Linked DNA regions of Homo sapiens: all the other regions are linked to region 3. A link is an interaction called in ENCODE POLR2A ChIA-PET data of the cell type or tissue named here. Cell type or tissue: GM12878. All regions are shown on one strand.

Region 1 (2,500 bases), 800 kb before region 3:
TGGGATTACAGGCATGAGCCACCATAAGGAAAGCCTAAGCCATTATTCTGAGCCCTTGAGAGGTTGAAACTTACTATTTCTACTTGTCCTTATACTTGAAGGGTTAGCCTTTTCCTTTCTGGCATCTTCTCCACCCCTATGGACACTGTGTAGGATACAGTTAGGTCTACAAGTGAGCACTGGCTCTCCTTAACCCCCATCTCAGGGAGAGTAGGGCTAAGAGCAGTTCAGGAAGTGGGAATACTGGCTGTGCAAAATAAAATACCTGCAGAGTGGCAACTAGCCCAGGTGGACTCCATGGAATTCCCCACGGGTGTTGCTGGGAATCAGCATTCTTTCTCCTAACTTGTATCACGAAAGCATGTTGTGCGTCGACTGCTGAAATTCTGTTCTCTTTACTGCTAGGCCCAGTCCCTCTTAGAGAAATAAACATTATTGCTTCATAGGGGGGGTGGGTGTGGATAAGGGACTGAGGATGGAGGGTGAAGACATGAAAGATGGAGGTGGAAAGGCAGATTTGTCTGAACCTATCAATGAGATGAATGAACCTCAGCTCACATGCAGAGGGAAGATGAGAGTCCATGAGACGGTTCTACTAGGAAACAGAGGCAGTCATGACATGCGCAAATTGCCCAGATGTGCAGATTGAACCGGAGACTTGTTTGAAAATAGAGTCTACTTGCCCTGTTTCCCAGTTCTAGGCCCCACATCATCACTGGGAAAGAACACATCATGGAAATCCACATGTAAATCACAGTCAGAAACAAACTGTGCATTGATGTGGGTATGATTTTAAACATACTCAGTGATACTTTCAAATATGTCATGAACACAGTTTTAAAGAATTCCCCTTTACCACTTAAAACATGTAAGTGCAATGAAAAGTATGCTTGACTGCACTGCAATAAATAGTACGTTTCTTAATAATTTTAATAACTATACCCCCAAGTCTCTTAAGATAAACAGTTAATGGTAATTATTTGTAAATGTTATACTTTAAGGGAAGTCTATTGCATGAATTCGGTTTTATATGACAGGCCAATACTATGAAAAGGATTTCAAAATTTAACCTTATTTTGAGAGACAAAAATGGATTTTTAAAAAATGCCTGTGGAGAATTGGCTCTAGCAATGCCATTATGTGTTATACATGTTAGAGAAGGGGGCATGGCATGGACTCAGAGAGTTTTAGAGGAAATTAGAATGCTACAAATGATTCCCTTTCTTGAACCCTAAAAAATTCCACTTTGATTTAGCACTGGTGGAATTGTTAATAAAAACTTCTTTGCACATGGTGTATAAACAGCACAGCCCAGCCTGTATCAACTTTATGCTCCAATAAACAAGACAATAATGACAAATTATCAAAGCAGGCCTCAGATGTGACCCTCAATTGGGAGAGCAGCAATTTAATGAAGACAAAAGCTAGGTGAAAGCTGCTAATATCATTTACTGATAAACAGATTTTCTCGAGAGGCTCCTAGCTGAATCCCCCAAGGACCCATAAACCTGCATGATTCCATTTAAAATATTGTGCAATTCACTAAATTAGTCTTTGAACATCCTTACTATCCAATTACGAAGCCCCAGCATGGACAGAATAATGAAATTTTTCAAACTGTGGAATGCATGTGGTCTTAACAAACTTATGACAAACACCAAAATTAGCTTTCAATTTTGAGGCCAATGCAGCTCCCTTTAATACCTCAAGTCAGAGAGTGGCAACAATAAAACACTATTGCAGGGCTAAGCAGGACAGAAGAAAAATAAATCTTGACTTACTCAGAATTCTGAACACGGTCTACCTTCAGGAAAAAAAATCATACGAAATTGAATGATGTTTTGCATTTGCAAGCTATTTGGTCGCTTAAAATCTAGTAAAAGCTTTACTGAATAAAGGGTACAAAATACCTCCTGGACAGTTCTATCTTCCAGGCAGGCAGAAAAAGCCGAGAGTTTGAGGAAGTGAAATTTATTTCTGTTCGAGCATTGCAAGCTGCATTATTAAAGTCATTTGTCATGGTTTGAATATTTCTGCCTGATTCACCATTAAATTGGCCTTCTAATTACCAACTTTGTCATGAAAAGTGGTCTGGCTGTTTCATTCACCAGAAAACTTTAATTCTTTAATCGTCACTTGCCACATGAAAATAAAAGAAAAAGAAAAAAAAAAACAGAAAACAACAAACCATATATTTTATCCTAAAATCTTAAAAGAAATGATGTCAACAAAATTATGCTTAAATTATCACATAGCTACACATTTAAAAGATGGTGATAAGTATTTAGGAAGTTAGTTCTTTCATCTTTGTAAAGAAACTTTGTCAACATAAACCTATCATCTGGTTACGTAACTCAGTCTTGCTGTTTGACCGTATAACCTCGTGTGATGGTTTCAAAACCAACGCACACCAACTGTAAACATAGTGTGCCAGGTGAGTTATTTCTCCTTTTCACATTTTCTAGGTTCTTGGCTTTTTAAATGCTATATTTAACTCTAT
Region 2 (2,500 bases), 790 kb before region 3:
CAAAGCAGGCAGCTCCGGCAAACAGGATGTTGCGTATCTTGAATCAGAAAAGAAATTGGAAAAGAGGTGGTGAGTTTGCAGAGAAAAAAAACTAAGTAAAATACAGACCTGCAGTGTTAGCAATTGACATTTAAAAAAAAAAACTTAAATGATGAGCTTGTAGTTTTAATATCACTGCTCTATCCAACCCTCTGAATCTTTTTATCATACCTAAAGAATTGTTCATTTATCTTTCAGGAATACATTAGAGTAGGAGACTTTTCCCATAGGCAAAACCATTATACATATTTGCAAATGTCTTACATAATGATGCAAATACTATGCACAGAGATGTTTTGATGAAAGGTAGAAACAATGCAGCAATTTTCATTTCATTTCATTAGCTATCATAGCTCCAAGTAAAGAGAGTTTTCTTTGTTGTTTATGCTTTTTCAAATGTTAAAAACGCGGATATTTAGAATTCATGGCACTGCCTGTAAAGAGAAAATCAAGTTATCTGATGGAAAATATTTGTTTCTGATCTGATGGAAAATAGATGTTTCATCTCATACTCATATTTGTGGTTACTATTTCTAGTAACTTTATTTAAAATATCTGCTTATTCAGAAATTATAGCTAGGTTTTTATTGGATTTCAAAACTATTTCCAATATATTGTAGAGAGAAAAATATGTATATGTCAGCTGCAGATACAAAATAAAGAGTTGTCTTCTTATTTCTCTTATTTTGGTCAACTCAGGTTTAAACTTTTATTTTTGCAGCAGAAGCTTAAATACAATTACTTACATTGGACCTTAGCTGTCAATGTGAAAAAATAAACAAAAGTCCCAGCCATTTAGTGCCTGCTTTGCATCTACATAAGAATTCCCCTTTCAATACACCCCTGCTCCTGGCAGCTTATTATGGCCATTGTTTAATTTGTGCTCTGTTTTTACAGATGACACTTGTACAGGTCCCTTGGGGCAGCTGATAGAAGTCAGGCTCATCTCTTTCCCTTGTGTCAATTCTTTTGTGAACCTTTATAATTAGCCACTTAACAAATTGAGGGAAATGAACCTTCAGCTGCAAAGTATATTCTGAAGTTAAGTCAACCATATGACAGGCAAAACCGATACACGAAAATCTCCTTAACTCAATTGTTGAGTTGCCTCAAGGGTTAAGAGGGATTCTACCAGTAATAGCCTAAAAGAGAGGCATTAGGAGCAATGTTTTTGATGGTTCTCTACCTAAATGCCTCTTAGCCTTCTCAAGAAACAGCACATATTAGAAAAAGGGACGTATTTAAAAGCATTTTGGCTACTTCTTTTTTAAATCTTTTGTTTGGCAGGAGAAAAATGTCAAAAGCCTGATTTTTGAAAGAAACAAGATCTCTAGGCTTCAACCTTACAGGTTAAATGCAAATAAATAAAGTTTACATCTTCTGGGCTGAAGTATTTGCGTACTGAAAATGATATAATGTAGATTAAGATATTAATGAATTTGTTTTCAGAATCTGTAATAGGGACCCTAAGAGCAGGGTGCTATCATTACAAACTCTTCCCTTTTTATTACTAATTAGACTTCTAAATGTGAGTGTAAATGTACCTCAGAGAGTATGTATTAAAAAGTTGCATATGCATAAGAGATCATTTCAAATTCATTTTCCAACAAAAACTTCAACTTTGATATTTTCTCATGTTCCCATTTATATCACATTAACGTAATCTTTTGTATTTAATTTATAAATTCCGTTGTGATCATTCAATCAAGGTATTTACTTTGGGGAACTATCTGATATCTTAATCCCCAGTTCAACAACCAACAGTCAAGTATTATCTATTTAATGTATCCAATTATTTATCAGTGATTCTTTTTCAAGTTATACGTGTATTTTCTCAAAAGTGTATAATAAAATATATCTGGTTTAGTGGCATACCCAAATCAAAAATATATATGGTACCTTTTATGCAGAGCTGGGGAGATATAAGTGAGGGTTTAGAGTATTAGAAGATCAAAAATTTTAATATGCTGTGTAACATTAAGATACTAGAATTCTTTGTATCTTGAGAATAATAAAACAGAGCACAATAATATTTTTGTATTGGTCAGTGAGATTAAGAAAAAAAGACAAAGTTTCACTTCACATAAGCTCAGAGTGTTACTGTAAACAAAACCTTTATTTTTATTATGATATAGATCTCAAATATCTTAATTATAGCTTATAGCAACCTGTCATTTGTTTTGTAGACTATCAAATTGTCTGTAGTCTATTGAAGTTATGTTTGATATTGCTCAATGAAGGCTGCATCTATAGTAGGACTGTTAATTTATGCATGTCTATCTTTTTAATAGATGATATGATGAGAAGAACCCCTTATTATATAATCGACAGTATGTCAGGCACTGTTCTAGGCACTTTACACGTATTAATTCATGCATTCCTCATTGAAACCCTATTGAGGGTATGTGATACGGTTTAGCTGTGTCTCCATCCACATCTCATCTTGAATTCCCATGTGTTG
Region 3 (2,500 bases):
ACTGTAGGACCTCTCCAAGGTTTTAGTATACTAATATGCAAATCTTTGAGAGGTGGAATGTAGTATGAAATGTTTCCTAAACTTGTCTGACTTTGGAAACCCACTCTTTTATTGCAAAGCATGTCTTACAACTAGTGTGGATTGTATAGAAAATACACTGAAACACACAGATTTTAAGAAAGGCAAATGTTTCTTAGGAACCAGAAAGGAAGGAGCTTCTGAAACAGAAGGTGGAAACTGATATTGTCAAAAACTGTAGCTAAACAATGTGTTAAAAGACACATGCTAAGTTAGATCATTACCTATATATGCATATGTATAATACTAAAGAAATTGAATTTCATAAAATACAGGCATTGGCATATACAAATTTTTAAAGATAAAGCTGGACACTTTACTATTTTCTTATAATTCCTTTCTTCTTTTAAATGACAAAAACTAGACAATTTCCAATCACTTCCAGCTTTAGTTGTACTTCTCTGCTGGATAAACGACAGGAAGCCTTTGAATTGAATCAAGAGCTTGGTTATTAGTGACGCTCATAATCTGTTGTGCAGCACAGAAACACTGGAAGCACACCACTGACCCATGTAGGAGCAAGTGCTGCCACTCTTCAATAGCTCAATTCCCCTCAACAATAAGTAGGAGCTGAGTTTAGCGCAGATGAAACCAACAGGTTGTAGAAAGAAAAAAACAAAACAACTAAAATTCCCATTAAATCCAGTTTACCTCTCTGGACCAGGCTGCAGATAAAGCAGCTAAAATAGATGCCTGGTTGTAAAAGTCTTTAAGAAAAAGAATTGTTTCAAATTAAAACATTCTGAAGGCCCTGATCTTTAAATTTGTTTAATAGCATTTTCAATAGACATTTTTGTACCTTAGATGTTAATAACATGTTTAAGCTATGTTCCCTTCTCTTATATTGGTTTAAAGAACAATAATGAACCACATATAGAATTTTCCTCTTTTTCAATCAATGTACATATTGAAAGACTTCTCCTGGGTAAAGTGTAAGGTAAAAAACTTCCTAAGGAATTCGAAGTCTCTGGACAGAGAAACTAAATCACATCACATAACAATTAAGTTGACCAAAAAAAAAATTGTCTTGTGAATCTTGCTCTGGGGAAATCTGAGTATTTAAGATGTGGCTGAGAGAGCCTAGAGCGCTAGAGAGCACAGAAAGTCCCAGAGGGAGTCCAGAAAACCCCAGAAGCATTTGAACTTGCAAATTTTTCTTCTCATCAAAAGTGAAATAACTGTTCTCTCAGACAAGTCATGGGACAAGGTTTCATTACAAGCCATGAAGGTTTATATATGTGGGTTTGTACCTTACATGATGTTCTGATGGTGAATCTCTAAACGTTAGAAGCATCCTTAAAATTCATTGTGCTTACCCAGAGTCTCTAGCAAGTAGAACCATCCATAAATCAATGCAAATTATAAAAAATGTGAAAATTCAGCAGTTCAGTGGATTTGATGAACATTTCAAACTAGTTTTTAAACATTGAAGATTCAATACGATTGAAAAAAAGCTAACACAAGAAATTTAATTCTTTACTGATGATGTTTACTTGTGAATACTTTTCCCTGCAGTGGAATTTTATCTACGAATGTGTGCATTTTGAAACAATAGCTAAGAGAAATTTGAAGAAATTTAACATAGAAATTTAGATATAATGATTAGTTATTTTAAAGCAAAGTTACATTTTTATGTATAGTTGCTAATGATACTTTCCCAGAATGGTGGGGAGAAAAAGGGAATTAGGTACCTTTGGAAAACCCTACGACAATATTAAAAAAAAAAAACTGGGCTAAAATACCTAAATCTACCTACTGTGGATTCCATTCTGTCACTTGTGAAAAGAAGTAATTGGCCTAGAAGAATCCAAAGGGCTCTTACATCGCTAAGAATTTATACAGTAGTAATTATTCAAAAAAATTACAGTAGTAATTATGGTAGTAATTTTTTCATCAAAATAAATTGCAAATAATTCTACCTCAGTTAGGGTAGGACATTTCAAAATTTGGAACCTATGGTCTTAGAAACAGAGTCAATCACTGTGGATTTAAACAAAATACATATGGGGTTACAGCATCCAAACACATTTCATCTATTGATACTCATTTATTTCTAATAGTCATGTTTTTTATTATTTATAACCTATTGAACATGTCATAGTCTCTAAAATAAAATAAGATTATTTTTGAAATACGTGTATTAAGTGTAATAGAATTGAAAACATTATATAGTGAAATAATAGGGAGTTACAGTTCTCAAAAGATATGTAACTTGAGACTTCAATGGGACACAGTATGATAATTACCAGAATAAATGTAGGACTAAATCAAATCTCTTGTCTCATCAGAAAGTACATGGGACTACAAAGACAGGAAGTAGCTACTGAACTGAATTGCTTCTACGTGATTATTTCAGGTGGTAGTGAAGTGGTAAGACATCATAAAGTCATTAACACTAAATCTTGCCAGAGATGACAAAATA

The links. ChIA-PET counts read pairs that join two places held together with the same protein. Peaks named below come from ENCODE experiments on the same cell type or tissue, not always from the same donor. Only the 100,000 strongest peaks of a DNase experiment are listed, where the experiment ranks them.
Region 1: POLR2A ChIA-PET joins it to region 3 with 5 read pairs; 2 of 35 experiments call an interaction of 5 or more read pairs at or near these places.
Region 2: POLR2A ChIA-PET joins it to region 3 with 5 read pairs; 2 of 35 experiments call an interaction of 5 or more read pairs at or near these places.

The regions. Positions count from the first base shown.
Region 1 is chr13:78,997,978-79,000,477 of GRCh38, reverse strand. No RefSeq gene overlaps it. Among named protein-coding and RNA genes, the nearest start is that of LINC00331, 160 kb to the right of the region's middle. In GM12878, no CTCF peak of the experiment used is centred here; no DNase peak of the experiment used is centred here.
Region 2 is chr13:78,992,489-78,994,988 of GRCh38, reverse strand. No RefSeq gene overlaps it. Among named protein-coding and RNA genes, the nearest start is that of LINC00331, 150 kb to the right of the region's middle. In GM12878, no CTCF peak of the experiment used is centred here; a DNase peak (open chromatin) is centred at 978.
Region 3 is chr13:78,200,285-78,202,784 of GRCh38, reverse strand. All of the region lies in intron 2 of OBI1-AS1 (OBI1 antisense RNA 1), which reads right to left. Among named protein-coding and RNA genes, the nearest start is that of OBI1-AS1, 150 kb to the right of the region's middle. RefSeq lists an enhancer at 1,198-1,267. In GM12878, no CTCF peak of the experiment used is centred here; a DNase peak (open chromatin) is centred at 1,214.